2 separate regions of the Homo sapiens genome follow, and region 2 is linked to region 1. Evidence: chromatin loops called from intact Hi-C (ENCODE). Cell type or tissue: spleen. All regions are shown on one strand.

Evidence for each region. Peaks named below come from ENCODE experiments on the same cell type or tissue, not always from the same donor. Only the 100,000 strongest peaks of a DNase experiment are listed, where the experiment ranks them.
Region 2: a loop joins it to region 1, with 8 times the contacts of the local background. A loop is called at or near these places in 3 of 110 quality-filtered maps.

What each region holds. Positions count from the first base shown.
Region 1 is chr17:533,202-541,201 of GRCh38, forward strand. It overlaps VPS53 (VPS53 subunit of GARP complex), which reads right to left. Exons shown (of 22, transcript NM_001128159.3): 18 at 3,827-3,975. VPS53-AS1 (VPS53 antisense RNA 1) reads left to right here. Exons shown (of 3, transcript XR_007065570.1): 2 at 7,188-7,402. Among named protein-coding and RNA genes, the nearest start is that of VPS53-AS1, 14 kb to the left of the region's middle. In spleen, no CTCF peak of the experiment used is centred here; no DNase peak of the experiment used is centred here; H3K4me3 peaks cover 1,511 bases; H3K27ac peaks cover 3,173 bases.
Region 2 is chr17:583,922-591,921 of GRCh38, forward strand. VPS53 (VPS53 subunit of GARP complex) reads right to left here. Exons shown (of 22, transcript NM_001128159.3): 13 at 2,349-2,443. Among named protein-coding and RNA genes, the nearest start is that of VPS53-AS1, 65 kb to the left of the region's middle. RefSeq lists a silencer at 190-340. In spleen, no CTCF peak of the experiment used is centred here; no DNase peak of the experiment used is centred here.

The DNA of each region.
Region 1 (8,000 bases):
TCCTGAGAGGGAATATGATCGAAGCTAGCCCAATCAGACTGGATGTAAGGGCTACAGGCACCGCACCTGGCTACTTTTTAATTTTTTTGTAGAGGCAGGATTTCGTTATGCTGCCCAGGCTGGGCTCAAACTCCTGGCTTCAAGCAGTCCTCCTCCCTTGGGCTCCGGAAGTGCTGGGATTACAAGCGTGAGCCACTGGGCCAGGCTTCCTTGATTCTTCATTCTCTGTCTCCAGCCTCATCCTGCTAAGCCCTGGCCTCCCTATGCTTCAACCCAACTGAGCCACTTGCAGATCCCAGGATTCTGGGGGCTATTTAATGCCTACACTGCTCCCTCGCCTGGACTGCCTTTCCTAGAAGGGGCTTGTGGGTCAGTACACACGCACCTCTCAGATCCTGTTCAACGGCGTCTCTAGAAAGCCTTTCTTCTGCTGCCTTCGCCATACTCTACATGGAGTCTGCAGGCCTCCACCCTCACATCTAACCTAGTTCATTATGCTCATTTGCTTACATGTCTATTTTGCTTCACCTGACTATTAAGGCAAACGAAGATGGGGGCCATGTTTATCAGGCCAAAACATTTAACTCTGGGTCTGAGACATAGGAGATGCTCAAGTGAATGCACATTGAGTAAATCATAAACTTTTTTTTTTTTTTGAGACAGAGTCTCGCTCTGTCACCCAGGCTGGAGTACAGTGGCACCATCTTGGCTCACTGCAACCTCTGCCTCCTGGGTTCAAGCAATTCTGGTGCCTCAGCCTCCTGAGTAGCTGGGACTACAGGCACGCACCAGCATACCCAGCTAATTTTTGTATTTTTAGTAGAGATAGGGTTTCACCATGTTGGCCAGGCTGGTCTCGAACTCCTGGCCTCAAGTGATCCTCTTGCCTCGGCCCCACAAAGCGCTGGGATGACAGGCGTGAGCCACCGCGCCCAGCCACCTACCACTTTTTGAATGTCAGCTTGGTATCAGCACTTTACCAGGAAGTTAATATGTGACTTCTCATTTTATCTTCCCAACCACTATTATGAGATTTGTCTCATTATCTCCTTGATTGAAGGGAGGAGGATCAGCTCAGTGGATGAGGGAAGTTGCTTGTGGTTCAACTGCAGTTTCAACCAGGCTGTGGATTTTGATGTCTCAACAGGAAAGGCTGCTATTGCTTAAGACAGCAAACGAGGTAAAAGGAAACATCTATGGTTTTGCAGGGGTGGGGTAGAAAGGAAGCTGAGGGAGAGGAAACTGGAGTCCGGAGATCGGATCTGGAGGTGGCTTGTGATCAGGAAGGAGAGTAAACAAGGGGCTATTTGGAAGGAATTCCTCAGTGCTGGAAACCAGAGCCAGACAAGCAACATGAAACTGAACTCATGACCAATGGCAGCTGTGCACACAGCGCTTTGTAACCTAAGTTGCTTCACATTAGAACATGCTCCGGACTGGGCATGGCAGCTCATGCCTATAATCCCAGCACTCTGAGAGGCCCAGGCAGGTGGACTGCTTGAGCCCAGGAGTTTGAGACCAGCCTGGGCAACATGGCAAAATCTCATCTCTACAAAAAATAGAAAAATGAGCTAGGCCGGGTGGCGAGCGCCTGTAATCCCAGCTATTCAGGAGGCTGAGGTGGGAGAATCACCTAAGCCCAGGAGATGGGGGCTGCAGTGAGCTGTGGTTGCACCACTGCACTCCAGCCTGGGTAACAGAGTGGGACCCTGTATCAAAAAAAAAAAAAAAAACCTTTGGCTGTGCCCCTGAACTGGCTCTCTATACTAGTCTACAGGTGGCGATGGGGGGAGTATGAGGACCTGACACACGTCCTGTGGGGAAAAAACCAAGCAATGTGCTGGGTAACTGCCAAGGGCTTCTCTGGGCCATCAGGGCGGTGGTGGCTGCTGCCCTTGACCAGGGAAGGGTCTCCTCACAAGCCCACCTCTGTTAAGCGGGATTTTAGCAGGATGAGAAGGCACCATGGATGAAAACAGAAAACCACTTCCTAGATCCCAGGCTGAATGATTACAGATGTGAGGGGGGGCATCCAATTCCCAGCGCACTCAACCTGGGCTTAGCAATGAAACTCAAGGGCTCTGAGAGAATGTGAGGCTGATGCTGGGAGATGCTGGGACTGGCTAAGTCAACCGACTCCTCCTTCACTTTAACGTAAGCTCAATCATATGACTGAGCTGGGAGACGCCGGGACTGGCTAAGTCAACGGACTCCTCCTTCGCTTTAATGTAAGCTCAATCATATGACTGAGCAGGGAGACGCCGGGACTGGCTAAGTCAACAGACTCCTCCTTCACTTTAATGTAAGCTCAATCATATGACTGAGCTGGGAGACGCTGGGACTGGCTAAGTCAACGGACTCCTCCTTCACTTTAACGTAAGCTCAATGAGACCCCGGAGCAGCCACCCTGGAGATTTTGAGTCACAGTAAATTTTTACAGAGACACTGCTTCTACCAGCAGTTATGGGGAGCGTCACGATGTGATTTATCAGCAACATTTCTAACACACTAATGAGCACCCAGAGAGTGAGGGAATTTCACCTCCTGGTCCATCTGCCATCTGCAAACATTAATGCCTCCCTGGAGAGTCCACTCTATCCTTTCTTGACAAACTAGAAAGTAAAGCTGACACCACAAGCCGCTCCATAATTGTTAGTCCTGAGGGGTTCATTTGTGAGGTACAGGGAAACTGGGAGAGATTGGGGGAAGACAGAAACTTGGAGTCCTGAATCACCAGCTGGGGCCTGGATGGGAACAACCCAAATACAGTAGCTTGGCCTGGGCTGACCCTCCTGAAGCCCTTCCCTGAGAAGTCTGCCAAAATGCTTGCTTGATAACTGGTCAGAGGAGACACTGACCCTCACCACCACCTGGTATCACGGAAAATGGTGCTAAGCCAGATGGTGATCGGCAAAGAACTAAACTATTTCCTCGCTTCAAAACTCAGGGCAGAAATGGCCACACACAAGACACAGCAGGAAGACACACGGCTCAGGGTGCACTCACCTGCCTTGGCCAGGGAGCTCCCTGGCTTGTGCATCCCAATTTCTAGTGCCTTCCTCGGACCAAGAGTGTGTCCAAGTATGAATAGATAAATTCTAGCAGCCATGGTAAAAAATACCAGGGGGAGGGAGGACAAGAAGGCTCAAAAGAAACAGAACCGATGGCTCCTACCCTTAAGAGGCATTTATTAAGCCAGTCAGAGAAACAAAATGCATATATGAAATCCCTGAAAAAGAATTTTAATTATCCAATCCTGGGCAAGGAGAGCTTATGCCTGCACAGTTCAAAACAACAGTAGGCCCCATTCATTTTTGTTTGCCTTGACGTGGCTGGCAATTGTACTGCTGTTACTGTTGCCTATGACTTTAAGTAGCAGATTTAGTTTTATGATTATGCTTCTTTTGTGTACAAATTAAAATCAGTACTGCAGGCACCAGAACAAACCGCAGCTGGATGGTGGGGACACTCAAATTGTGAGGATGCTGGTGGGAAGTATGGTTTTAAAAACAACCCAGTTGAGTATGACACTGAAATGGCGGCCACACGTCACTGTACATTTGTCCAAACCGAGGGAATGTCCAGCGCGACGTCAGAGTCCGGGTGATAATGACGTGTTGATGCAGGTTCATCCACTGTAACGAATGTGCCACTTTGTGTGTGGGGAGGTGTCGGTAATGGGAAGACTGTGCATGTTGGGGGGGTCAGGTACACGGGAAATCTCTGTGCTTGCTGCTTAATTTGGCTGTGAACCTGAAACTGTTCTAAAACATAAAGTCTATTAAAAAGAACAAGAACCCAGAGATGAGCACGCCCCAGGACTTACTTTGCAAATTTAACGCAGAACTGAGTGAAGTACTTGCGTGTGGAAGCCAGGTTGTCACGGATGATGGGGACGTTCTGCTTGATGTGCAGAATGACAGAGGTGACGTAGGGGCTCTGGTCACCAACGTGCTCCACGTTCTGCCACTGCATCTGAAAGGGAGAAAGGATGAGGCGTTGAATCCCTCGCAGGAGAACGGTGTCGCCTGTTACTGGGGAAGGGAGGGGCTGGAGTGGAAGTCAGGTCACAGCTTTGGTATCCCAGGAATCAGGCCCTTTTGTCCTGGGGAGTTTCTTATTCGTTCTGTAGGGACTGATACTCAGGACAAATGCGAGTGTGCCCAGCGGACCCGACAGTGAGGTGTGACCCAGACCCTTTCCTTTTCCTGCCTTGTCCCCGACCTGCCTGAAACAGCCTTCCCTTCTCAGCTAAGCTACCCACTCGTAAAGGATCCTGTTCTCCTGCCGAGTGCCCCACAGCAGGGGACTGCAGCAGAACGGGGAGGGACACCGACTCCCAAGCTGACCGGCAGCCTGGGAGATGAGAGAGGTGGCTGGACTAAGTGACATGCAACCTGGAGGGGAATTCACAGACACCTTTCTCTCCAGTCAACTGGGAGGAGTTTGGGATTCTTTAACACAGAAAACTAGAAATGATATGACACGTGGGGATGTTGCTTCAAAATAATATGAAGTTACCGGGAAGAGGTGCAGATGAAATAAGATCGTGAAGCTGAGTGACAGGTACATAGAGGCTGACCACACTGTTTCCTCTACTTTTGAATATATTCAAAAATTTCCATAATAAAACACTTGAAGAGGTATGCGTGTAGAATCTTACACTCCTAAAACCTTTGGGATTATGTCAGGATTTCAATAAGGGGAAGGGAAAGAGAATCTCTGGCAAACACTAGGGTGGACCAGAGGGTAAGATGGAGACGTGGGGAACAGGCCAGGAGCCAGGCGCAGGGGAGAGAACATTGCTGAGAGCACCGAGGTGGTCCCTGAACAAGCTGTGAACAAAAGTGACAGACCTGCTTCAACCTGAGCCCTAACGACAGGCTCTGGAAGACACCTATAGCAAACTGGCGGGATTCTTGGACTACGTGGCACTTGGCAACATTGAGTCCTGGGAACAGAAGGAGGCAATGCTGCAGTGTGCCATCCCCCAAGGGTGCATGCAGGAGATGGGTGCAGCACCAGCTCCTAGCCTGCCCCGGGCTGGCAGGGAAGGGCATTCTAATCCCGAAGAGTGGGAATGGTCTGGAGGGTTCTGCTGAGTCAGCCTTTCACAGTGGAGCTGGACGGTCTGGAGGGCTCTGCTGAGTCAGCCTCTCACAATGGAGCTGGATGGTCTGTTAAAGAGATCCTAAGCCAAACACAAACCATATAATATGTTCATAGAAGGAAGTCAGTAGTTCTGAGGCCCTGATGTCTCTGGCAAGAAAACACTATTTTTACAGAGCTCTTGGGGAAAGGAAAAAATCAATACTGAGAGAGCTTGTTTAAAAGAATCACATCGTACGTGGATGATTCTCCAGCTGTGGGAAGCTCAAATGACTCCTAATGTTTTTTCAAATCAGCGGATATTTGTATTCTAAAAGCTTTAGGGATGTGTACACACAGAACCACAGAAAAGCAGGAAGGGACCTCCATCTTCATTTCACAGATAAGAAAGCCAAGGCCCAGAAACATGAAGAGTCTTATGCAAGGTTTCATAACCAGGCTCCACACAGGAAAAAGAACTCTAATTTATTACTGGGAAAAAACAGAAACAAACAATGAAGAAACAGTAGAAAGGTCTAATATGAAGTGACTTAACATTCTAATGCTTTGGTTATGTGAAATGTTTTCCTCATTATCTTTTATCTTACGCAAGAGGCTTCTTTTTCCATTTGATTTTGAAGATTTGACCCATCCAAACAATGAGCATCCTGGGTGATTTTAAATGAGCTCATAGGGTGAGGCCAAAATTGACAGGTGCTGTCAGCATTTCCTGGGCTCTGCAGCAGGACTCGGAGCAGAATGTTCTGGGTAGACACAGCGAACTGGGAGGGCTTGATGCCCCCAAAGCCAATCATGTCCATAGCAATGACTGTTACTTTCCAAGCTGGCAGCTTTGTATATTTCAAAATCTCAAAACGGTTTATCAACAATAATCTAAACATGACAGCCCTCCATGAAAGAAGGTGGCGACGTGCTCTGTCACCAGTTACAAAGCAGCTCTGAAGCAAGACCAAGCAGGGGCCTGGGATTTCTTCAACTTCCCACTGGTTATTCCGCATGCTCGTCACCGAACTCCTCTTGATGATCACTGGCCAAGTCAGTATGTGCCCACATTTGGAATATATGTGAAAAGAGCTGATTTGCTTTAATACTCTGGTCAGTCATGACTCCATTGGTCAAGCTAAAAGAAGTATTAGCAAAGGCCAAGTGGATTCATGATTTTAAACTTAAGTCAGCTTAGTCAACTAAGAAAGTGATTTAAAGTACTAGAAAACAATAAAAGGTGACCTTACCTTTAGTATTTTTTAAAAATGTGGCACACGCCTATAGTCTCAGCTACCAGGGAGGCTGAGGCAGGAGGGTCACTGGAGCCCAGAAGGTTGGGGCTGCAGGGAGCTGTGATTGTACCACTGCACTCCAGCCTCAGATGGCTGATGCTTGCCATCATCCCCCATGGGTGACTGAAGGTTTGGGTCACAACCTGAACTGCCCAGGATAGCTACATTAAGACCGAACTTCGCAGGTCCCTTTGCATGGCCCTAAACATACGTCGTCTCATTTACTATTCATACATGATCTCACTAAGTTCTCACAACAACCTTATAGATGAGGAAATTCAAAAAGCTCAAAGAGATTTGGTATCTTGCACAAAATTTCACAGCTGGGACAACCACGTCTATCTAAAGCCCAAACCAGGTCTATCTAAAGCCCAAACCAAGTCTATCTAAAGCCCAAACCCGGTCTATCTAAAGCCCAACCAGGTCTATCTAAAGCCCAAACCCCACAACAAGGTGCTTGCTAGACAACTTCCCCCCCGACCCGCCCCCGCCACCCTGCCCAAAAAAAGAATAAAAGCACTTAACTAGGCCTTCGTTAAAGGTAAGGCCTGTTTCTCAAGGAGACGCTAATGAAACATAGTGATCAAGCAAAGGACTCTTTATTTTTCATTTTTTTTTGAGACAGAGTCTCTGCTGCCCAGGCTGGAGTGCAGTGGTACAATCATAGTTCACTGCAGCCTTGACTTCCTGGGCTCCAGCAATCCTCCCAGCTCTGCCTCCCAAGTAGCTGGGACCACAGGTGTACACTACCATGCTCAGCTAATTAAAAAAATATATTTTTTTCTTTTTTACTTTTTGTAGAGACAGGGGTCTCACCGTGTTGCCCAGACTGGTCTTGAACTCCTGGGTTCAAGCAATCCTCCTGCCTCAGCCTCCCAAAGTGCTGGGATTACAGGTGTGAGCTACCACGCCTGGCCCAAAGAACTCTTTCAAAAAAGGAAACAAACAGTACCTTGCATTGGAAGAACAAACATCATGAAAAGCCATCAGTAGAAATGAGACCTCAACTTTTCCAGGTAAACTTTTCATTTGACATTTAGAAGTTACCCCTCTACACTTAAAATTGTTTCTTGTTGTGCTTTTTGTTTTGGGGGCTTGGGTAGAGTTGAATACAGATGGCGTTCAACTGGTACTACTATCTAAATGAGACACAGTTTGAAGACAGTAAGAATGATGAGTGCCTCCGGGACCTAGTTTAACCACCACAAGAAGAGACTGCAGGGCCCAGAGTGTCCCCAGAGCCCAGCTTCTGCGGCCTGGGCAGGAAGTATGTGCTCTGACTGACGCTCCACAGTGGGGCTGGGGGGTCAGCACTCTTTCTAGAGAGAGTCTACTGTAGCAGGAACTTTGACCAGAGAACAGCGCTCCACAACTAGCTTCAGTGGATCTTGTTTTTTCCTATTGCTATAGGAAGCTTGGAAAGAGGTTTCTTGAAAATGTGAATACTTAAATTCCTACTTCTTCACTGGATTAGAGAGACACAGAGCATAGACTCAGACAGCTGGGCTCTGGGAACATTTCAGGCAACTGAAGTCTCATAACTGAGGCTGCCGGGGTGTTGGCCTCAAGCTGTAGACTTTACTCAGGCACACACGTACACGCTCACTCTCACTC
Region 2 (8,000 bases), 51 kb after region 1:
CCCTCAGAACCTCAATGCATTCCCAGAGAACTTCCCTCAGTACCTAATGCGTTCCCAGGGAACCTCCCTCAGGACCTAATATGTTCCCAGATAACTTCCCTCAGTACCTAATGCATTCCCCAAGAAGCTCCCTCAGAACCCAATGTGTTTCCAGAGATCTTCCCTCAGAACCTCAGTGTGTTCCTGAAGAACTTCCCTCAGGACTTTCCTGCAGCCGCTGTTGCTCTCCCCATGGGAGCCACCTTCTGGTCCCTTCCGAGTGCGTTCTTTAGACTGTGAGGCTTCCTCTGGGAGCCCAGGCCAGTCTGTCTCCAGTCATCTCGTTACAATCATCTTGACCTTTCCAAAACCTGCCTTCCAACGTGGAAGGGCTTGGCTGCGGACAAGGACGCAGGGATGAGGAGGAGTCTTCCTCCTTTTCTAATGCCCCCTCACGCACACAACGGACACTGGAGCACGAACACAGTCTTCGGCTGTTAGTTTGGAAGTCTTTGGGATTTTTTTAAAAACAGGGTGGGAGGGAAGAAACCTGGCCGCAGTGAGATGCTTTATAAAAATATTTGGAGGCTACAAGTTTGTGAAAAGCATATAGTATATTTTGTTTGCTTTTCTTTTCTTTTTTTCTTTTGAGACGAAGTCTCTGTCACCAAGCTGGGTGGCATAGTGACGGCTAATTGCAGCCTCTGCCTCCTGGGCTCCAGTGATTTTCCCACCTCAGCCTCTCGAGTAGCTGGGACTACAGGTGTGCATCACCACACCTGACTAGTTTTTTTAAAAAAATTATTTATAAAGATGAGGTTTCAGCATGTTGCCCAGGCTGGTCTTGAATCCTGGGCTCAAGAGCTCCTCCTACCTTGGCCTCCCAAAGTGCTGGGATTACAGGTGTGACCCACTGTACCTGGCCACGTGAAAAGCATATACTGTATTATATAGATGATCCATAAAATAAAATCAGAATCCATGAGTTCATACTGATATATAAACAAATAGGGGAGAGGGAAAATTCTTCCATATAGTAGAACTCCAATTAGTAAATGTAGAAGAAATGATGAAAATAGACAATCGACATTTGGCAAATGCCACAGAAACAACGCTTCCGTCAGGAATCAATCAAGGGATGCGAAATGAGTGGGCAAAAGTTTGATGAGAGCAGGATATTTACAAAGTATCATCCCATAAGATACTTATTAATTACCAGGAGAAAAATAGTAACTTCACATTGAAGACAGTTGGCAGGTACCACCTAAAGCAAGTAATCGAAGTCCCCAATAATGGGACAAATCAATGTGATGTGCCTCTTGACACAATGCACTGGGGATACAATGCCACTTTTATGGTGTTCTTGCCCAAAATTGATTTCATCAAGAAAAAACAAACAAAAACTGAGGACATTGTACAAAATACCTGGCCAGTACACACTGAGGTCGTGAAAGACAAAGAAAACTTGAGGAATGGCTGGGCAAGGTGGCTCATGCCTGTAATTCCAGCACTTTGGGAGGCTCAAGTGGGTGGATCATTTGAGCCCAGGAGTTCCAGACCAGCCTGGGCAACACAGGGAGACAGAATCTCTACTAAAAATAGAGGGTGGCATGTGCCTGTGGTCCCAGCTACTTGGGAGACTGCAGTGGGAGGATTGCTTGAGCCCAGGAGATGGAGGATGCAGTAAGTCATAATCTCACCACTGCACCCCAGCCTGGGGGACAGCGTGAGACTCTGTCTCAAAAAAGGAGGGGAGGGGAGGGAATAAAAAGATGAGGAACTACTCAAGATTAAAGGAGACCAAGATCAAAGAGATCTGACAACGAAATGCATGATTATTGGGTCCTGGACCAGAAAAAGGGGCATTAATGGGACAGTATTACCTTCTCGATTTTGGTAACTCTGGTTGTTATGTAAGATGTTAACATTCTCTGAGGAGGGCATGTGAAAATTTTTTGTCCTATTTTTGTAACTTTTTTATAAGTCTAAATTATTTCAAAATAAAAGGATAAATTATACTTGAAAACATATATATTAGAGACTAGGCTTTCTTCCAATACCCAGTGCCTGACACTGTAAAGCTTTGTGGGCTGATATATGTCAGGGCTCAACACCCACATAGGAAGGGATCCCAATGTAGGGATCCACTGGGGACCTTATTAGGGGCAAACTCAGGCTCTGAGATTTATAGACACAATTAATGATAACATTCAAAAGATGTAAAAATACCCCTAATGGGTTTCTAGGGAGGGTCACAGGCATGCCACAACCATCTTTCAGCCCCGGAAGGAGCTGTGCGCTCCTAAGACCCAGTCATGACCAGAGCGGCGAGAAATGCAGGCAGAAAACAGCGAATGTTCCTCACTCACTTGTCTTGGGATTCGATATACACGTAGAGATGAGGCTCAAAACACTTGGAAACAATGCCATGAAATGGATTGTCTGGGGCTTTAGGCTTCTTTGGCTGTAAAAACAAAGAAAAATAAACCCCATACTTGAGTGATCTTTGCAAATGTTCAAGAATTTTTTTAAAAACATCATTTCAAAGTTCATTCCTAAGTCACAGATAAGAGAGTACTCAATGTAACCCAATACGATGGTTTCACCATTCACCCTGGCAGGTGAAGAAAAACCAGCTTTGTTAGCATAACTCACTTGCTCTGGACGATGAAAGACATACTGCTACCTGGATAACATATGTGTTTTGAATCTGGAAGCAAGTCATCATCTATCTGACTGGTGTTTTCCAGAATTTAAATCCCAGCTAATAATAGCACCTTGTATTTACACAGTGCTTTAGAATTTAAAAAGTGCTTTCACACAATCCAATTTTTGATAGCACTTTGATACCAACTAATATGTCACCTGCTCCTCACAATAATCCTTCATGTAGGTATGACTACTACTATTTTACACCTCAAGAAATGAGGACTCAGAGGTTCTCTAACCTGCCCCAACACATATGTAGACGTCTGCTTTTCTTAAACTAGAACTCTTTCTGTTATACCATTATTTTCCTGCAATGGTTCCCAGAATTTTTTGAATTCCATCAGTAAGAAAATGTAAGAAAAAGAAGAATGGACAACCAATAGAGGATTGTTAACTTTATTTTGCTACTTTCTATTCTTACCACGAGTTCCTAAAAAAAAAACAAATAAAGGGTTTTTTTGTTTGCTTTTTGAGACAGAGTCTCCCTCTGTCACCCAGGCTAAAGTGCAGTGGCGCCATCTCAGCTCACTGCAACCTGCACCTTCTGGACTCAAGTGATTCTTGTGTCTCAGCCTCCTAAGTAGCTGGGACTATAGGCACACGCCACCACACCGAGCTAATTTTTGTATTTTAAGTAGAGGTGGGGTTTTGCCATGTTGGCCAGGCTAGTCTCGAACTCTTGGCCTCAAGTGATCCACCCACCTCTACCTCCCAAAGTGCTGGGCTTATAGGCATGAGGCATGGCGCCCAGCCAGAAAATTGTATTTTATACCCCCAAATTTTATAAGAATAAAATAGCAGCATATAGGCAGTACTTTCTAAGAAAGGACAGTTGGTAACCTTACATCAGATAGATAGAGAGAGAGACAGGCAGGCAGGCAGGCAGACTATATTGTCTTTATTTTTTGCTTTAGGCCACTGCAACACTAGATGAGCGCTGGTTCCCAGGCTGTTACTTGGAAGCCACTGATAAAGAAGTCATATGACAGGCAAGTATTTTAAAACAATATTTGCCACTTAATTCCTTTCCAAACATCTAAAAAATAAGCAAAGATTTTCCTATGTATTACTTCTATTCCTAACAAATGTGAATTCTGTCTATTGCCAAATGTCTACAAAATGACCCTGAGCCAAACACACCATGCTGGGGTTGATACTAAATCATAATTTGCATGTAAATTGGCACCCACAACATACTTGTTAAATTGAACTACTCATATCTTATTTTTTAAAAACCCACTTTATTGAGGTATGATTGACATTTTAAAAGCCCTACATAATTAATGTATACATCTTGATGCGTTTGAGGATAAGTACACACCCACAAAGCCCTCACCACCATCAAGGCAGTAAGTGTATCCACCACCTCCCCAAGCCTCCTCCCACCCCTGTTGTTACGATTATTATTACTTGTGGTAAGAATGCTTGCTGGGCACGGTGGCTCACGCCTGTAATCCCAGCACTTTGGGAGGCCAAGGTGGGCGGATCACAAGGTCAGGAGTTCAAGACCAGCATGGCCAATATGGTGAAACCCTGTCTCTACTAAAAAAATACAAAAATTAGCAGGTTGTGGTGGTGTGCGCCTGTAGTCCCAGCTACTTGAGAGGCTGAGGTAGAAAAATTGCTTGAACCCAGGAGGTGGAGATGGCAGTGAGCCGAGATTGCACCACTGTACTCCAGCCTGGCGACAGAGTGAGACTCCATTTCAAAAACAAACAAACAAACAAACAAAAAAGAATACTTAACATAAGATCTACCCTCTTGAACTGCTTATATATTTTAATAAATACTGGAAGAGATAAGCCCTAATGACAGAAATGATAACTACCTATTTCTGGCCTTTAAAAAAATTTTTTTTTAAATAACACGTTGCAATGGTTAAAAACATCTGTAAAAACTGATTTGTAAAAAATGATCACTAAAAATTAAATGTCAACTTTAGACACATCTACTCAATCTTGTACTTAACCCTCTTCCCTTTTTACCTTTCAGGAGTTCCATGTCTTTCATTTTTTGGCAAGGTTTCTAGAAACTTTGGTCCTTCCTAAGAATAAATACAATCTGCACTGTTTTTACTCTTATCATCTGGAAGTCACTGCCAAAGCCAGGCCTTGGACTGAGCCCACAACCACACAAGCCTGGCTGATTGAGCTTGAATCTGCCGGATCTAGAATTCCACTTGAGTGCACAGATGTCCTGGGAGTTTTTCTGCATTTCCATTAGTTTAAGATGAAGGATCTATGATGGAGGATGAGGATTGTGAGGGGTGTCCTCACCCACTTGTCCTGTTTATTCCAAGTCAGTATCTTTTATTATTGATTCAATAAGATGACTTAAGTGAATAGAAAAATGTGATTTAATTTGTCTAACTCTATAGGACTAGATATCATGGATTCAGATTTGGAAAACATGGCTACTACAAACAGATATCTTTTTATTAATTAAATAATAATGATAAGTATTATAGCTATTCTTTTTATTTAATTTTTTTCTTCTTTTGAAGAAAATATTCACACTCTGCAGGATAACTTCTGGTAATTATACATGTGAATTTACATAATACAGAATGTTAACATTTAAAAAAATCAACGTGTATATTTTGCTTTTTTTTTAAATTTTGAACATGTATATTTTGTATTCAGCTTTACTGACTTACTAATTTATGTGTACTTTCCCAACTACTGACAATATTTTATCACTTTAAAATGGCTACATTATGAAAATCTTTAAAAGCCTATATATTATAGATTACTGTATGGATGTTAAATTTTCTGATTTTGATCTATGGTAATAGAATTGAATGCCCTTTTTCTTAAGAAATATATACTAAAATATTTAGGGGTAAAGGACATTATGTCTACAACTTACAAATTGTTCTAAAGGTCGGGGGGGAGTGGGGAGGAAATAATAAAGTTATATAGCAAAATGTTAACAATTGCTGAATCCAGAAGAAAGATATTTAGGAGCTCCTTGTAACTTTTCTCTTAGTTTGACATTATTTTAAAAAGAAAAAAAGTAAAGGATAACGTCAGAAAACTTGGAAAATGGGTACAGTGGCCTGGTGGAAAATTCCAGAGACCTCAATGGAGCCATCTTAAGAATGGCATATTGTCCCATTGATCTATATCTCTTGTTTTGGTACCAGTACCATGCTGTTTTGGTTACTGTAGCCTTGTAGTATAGTTTGAAGTCAGGTAGTGTGATGCCTCCAGCTTTGTTCTTTTGGCTCAGGATTGACTTGGCGATGTGGGCTCTTTTTTGGTTCCATATGAACTTTAAAGTAGTTTTTTCCAATTCTGTGAAGAAAGTCATTGGTAGCTTGATGGGGATGGCATTGAATCTGTAAATTACCTTGGGCAGTATGGCCATTTTCACGATATTGATTCTTCCTACTCATGAGAATGGAATGTTCTCCCATTTGTTTGTATCCTCTTTTATTTCACTGAGCAGTGGTTCGTAGTTCTCCTTGAAGAGGACCTTCACATCCCTTGTAAGTTGGATTCCTAGGTATTTTATTCTCTTTGAAGCAATTGTGAATGGGAGTTCACTCATGATTTGGCTCTCTGTTTGTCTGTTGTTGGTGTATAAGAATGCTCGTGATTTTTGTACATTGATTTTGTATCCTGAGACTTTGCTGAAGTTGCTTATCAGCTTAAGGAGATTTTGGGCTGAGATAATGGGGTTTTCTAGATATACAATCATGTCGTCTGCAAACAGGGACAATTTGACTTCCTCTTCTCCTAACTGAATACCCTTTATTTCCTTCTCCTGCCTAATTGCCCTGGCCAGAACTTCCAACACTATGTTGAATAGGAGTGGTGAGAGAGGGCATCCCTGTCTTGTGCCAGTTTTCAAAGGGAATGCTTCCAGTTTTTGCCCATTCAGTATGATATTGGCTGTGGGTTTGTCATAGATAGCGCTTATGATTTTGAGATACGTCCCATCAATACCTAATTTATTGAGAGTTTTTAGCATGAAGAGTTGTTGAATTTTGTCAAAGGCCTTTTCTGCATCTATTGAGATAATCATGTGGTTTTTGTCTTTGGTTCTGTTTATGTGCTGGATTACATTTATTGATTTGCGTATATTGAACCAGCCTTGCATCCCAGGGATGAAGCCCACTTGATCATGGTGGATAAGCTTTTTGATGTGCTGCTGGATTTGGTTTGCCAGTATTTTATTGAGGATTTTTGCATCAATGTTCATCAAGGATATTGGTCTAAAATTCTCTTTTTTGGTTGTGTCTCTGCCCGGCTTTGGTATCAGGATGATGCTGGCCTCATAAAATGAGTTAGAGAGGATTCCCTCTTTTTCTATTGATTGGAATAGTTTCAGAAGGAATGGTACCAGTTCCTCCTTGTACCTCTGGTAGAATTTGGCTGTGAATCCATCTGGTCCTGGACTCTTTTTCGTTGGTAAGCTATTGATTATTGCCACAATTTCAGCTCCTGTTATTGGTCTATTCAGAGATTCAACTTCTTCCTGGTTTAGTTTTGGGAGAGTGTATGTGTCGAGGAATTTATCCATTTCTTCTAGATTTTCTGGTTTATTTGCATAGAGGTGTTTGTAGTATTCTCTGATGGTAGTTTGTATTTCTGTGGGATCGGTGGTGATATCCCCTTTGTCATTTTTTATTGCATCTATTTGATTCTTCTCTCTTTTTTTCTTTATTAGTCTTGCTAGCAGTCTATCAATTTTGTTGATCCTTTCAAAAAACCAGCTCCTGGATTTGTTAATTTTTTGAAGGGTTTTTTGTGTCTCTATTTCCTTCAGTTCTGCTCTGATTTTCGTTATTTCTTGCCTTCTGCTAGCTTTTGAATGTGTTTGCTCTTGCTTTTCTAGTTCTTTTAATTGTGATGTTAGGGTGTCAATTTTGGATCTTTCCTGCTTTCTCTTGTGGGCATTTAGTGCTACAAATTTCCCTCTACACACTGCTTTGAATGTGTCCCAGAGATTCTGGTATGTTGCGTCTTTGTTCTCGTTGGTTTCAAAGAACATCTTTATTTCTGCCTTCATTTCGTTATGTACCCAGTAGTCATTCAGGAGCAGGTTGTTCAGTTTCCATGTAGTTGAGCGGTTTTGAGTGAGATTCTTAATCCAGAGTTCTAGTTTGATTGCACTGTGGTCTGAGAGATAGTTTGTTATAATTTCTTTTACATTTGCTGAGGAGAGCTTTACTTCCAACTATGTGGTCAATTTTGGAATAGATGTGGTGTGGTGCTGAAAAAAATGTATATTCTGTTGATTTGGGGTGGAGAGTTGATTTGGGGTGGAGAGTTCTGTAGATGTCTATTAGGTCCGCTTGGTGCAGA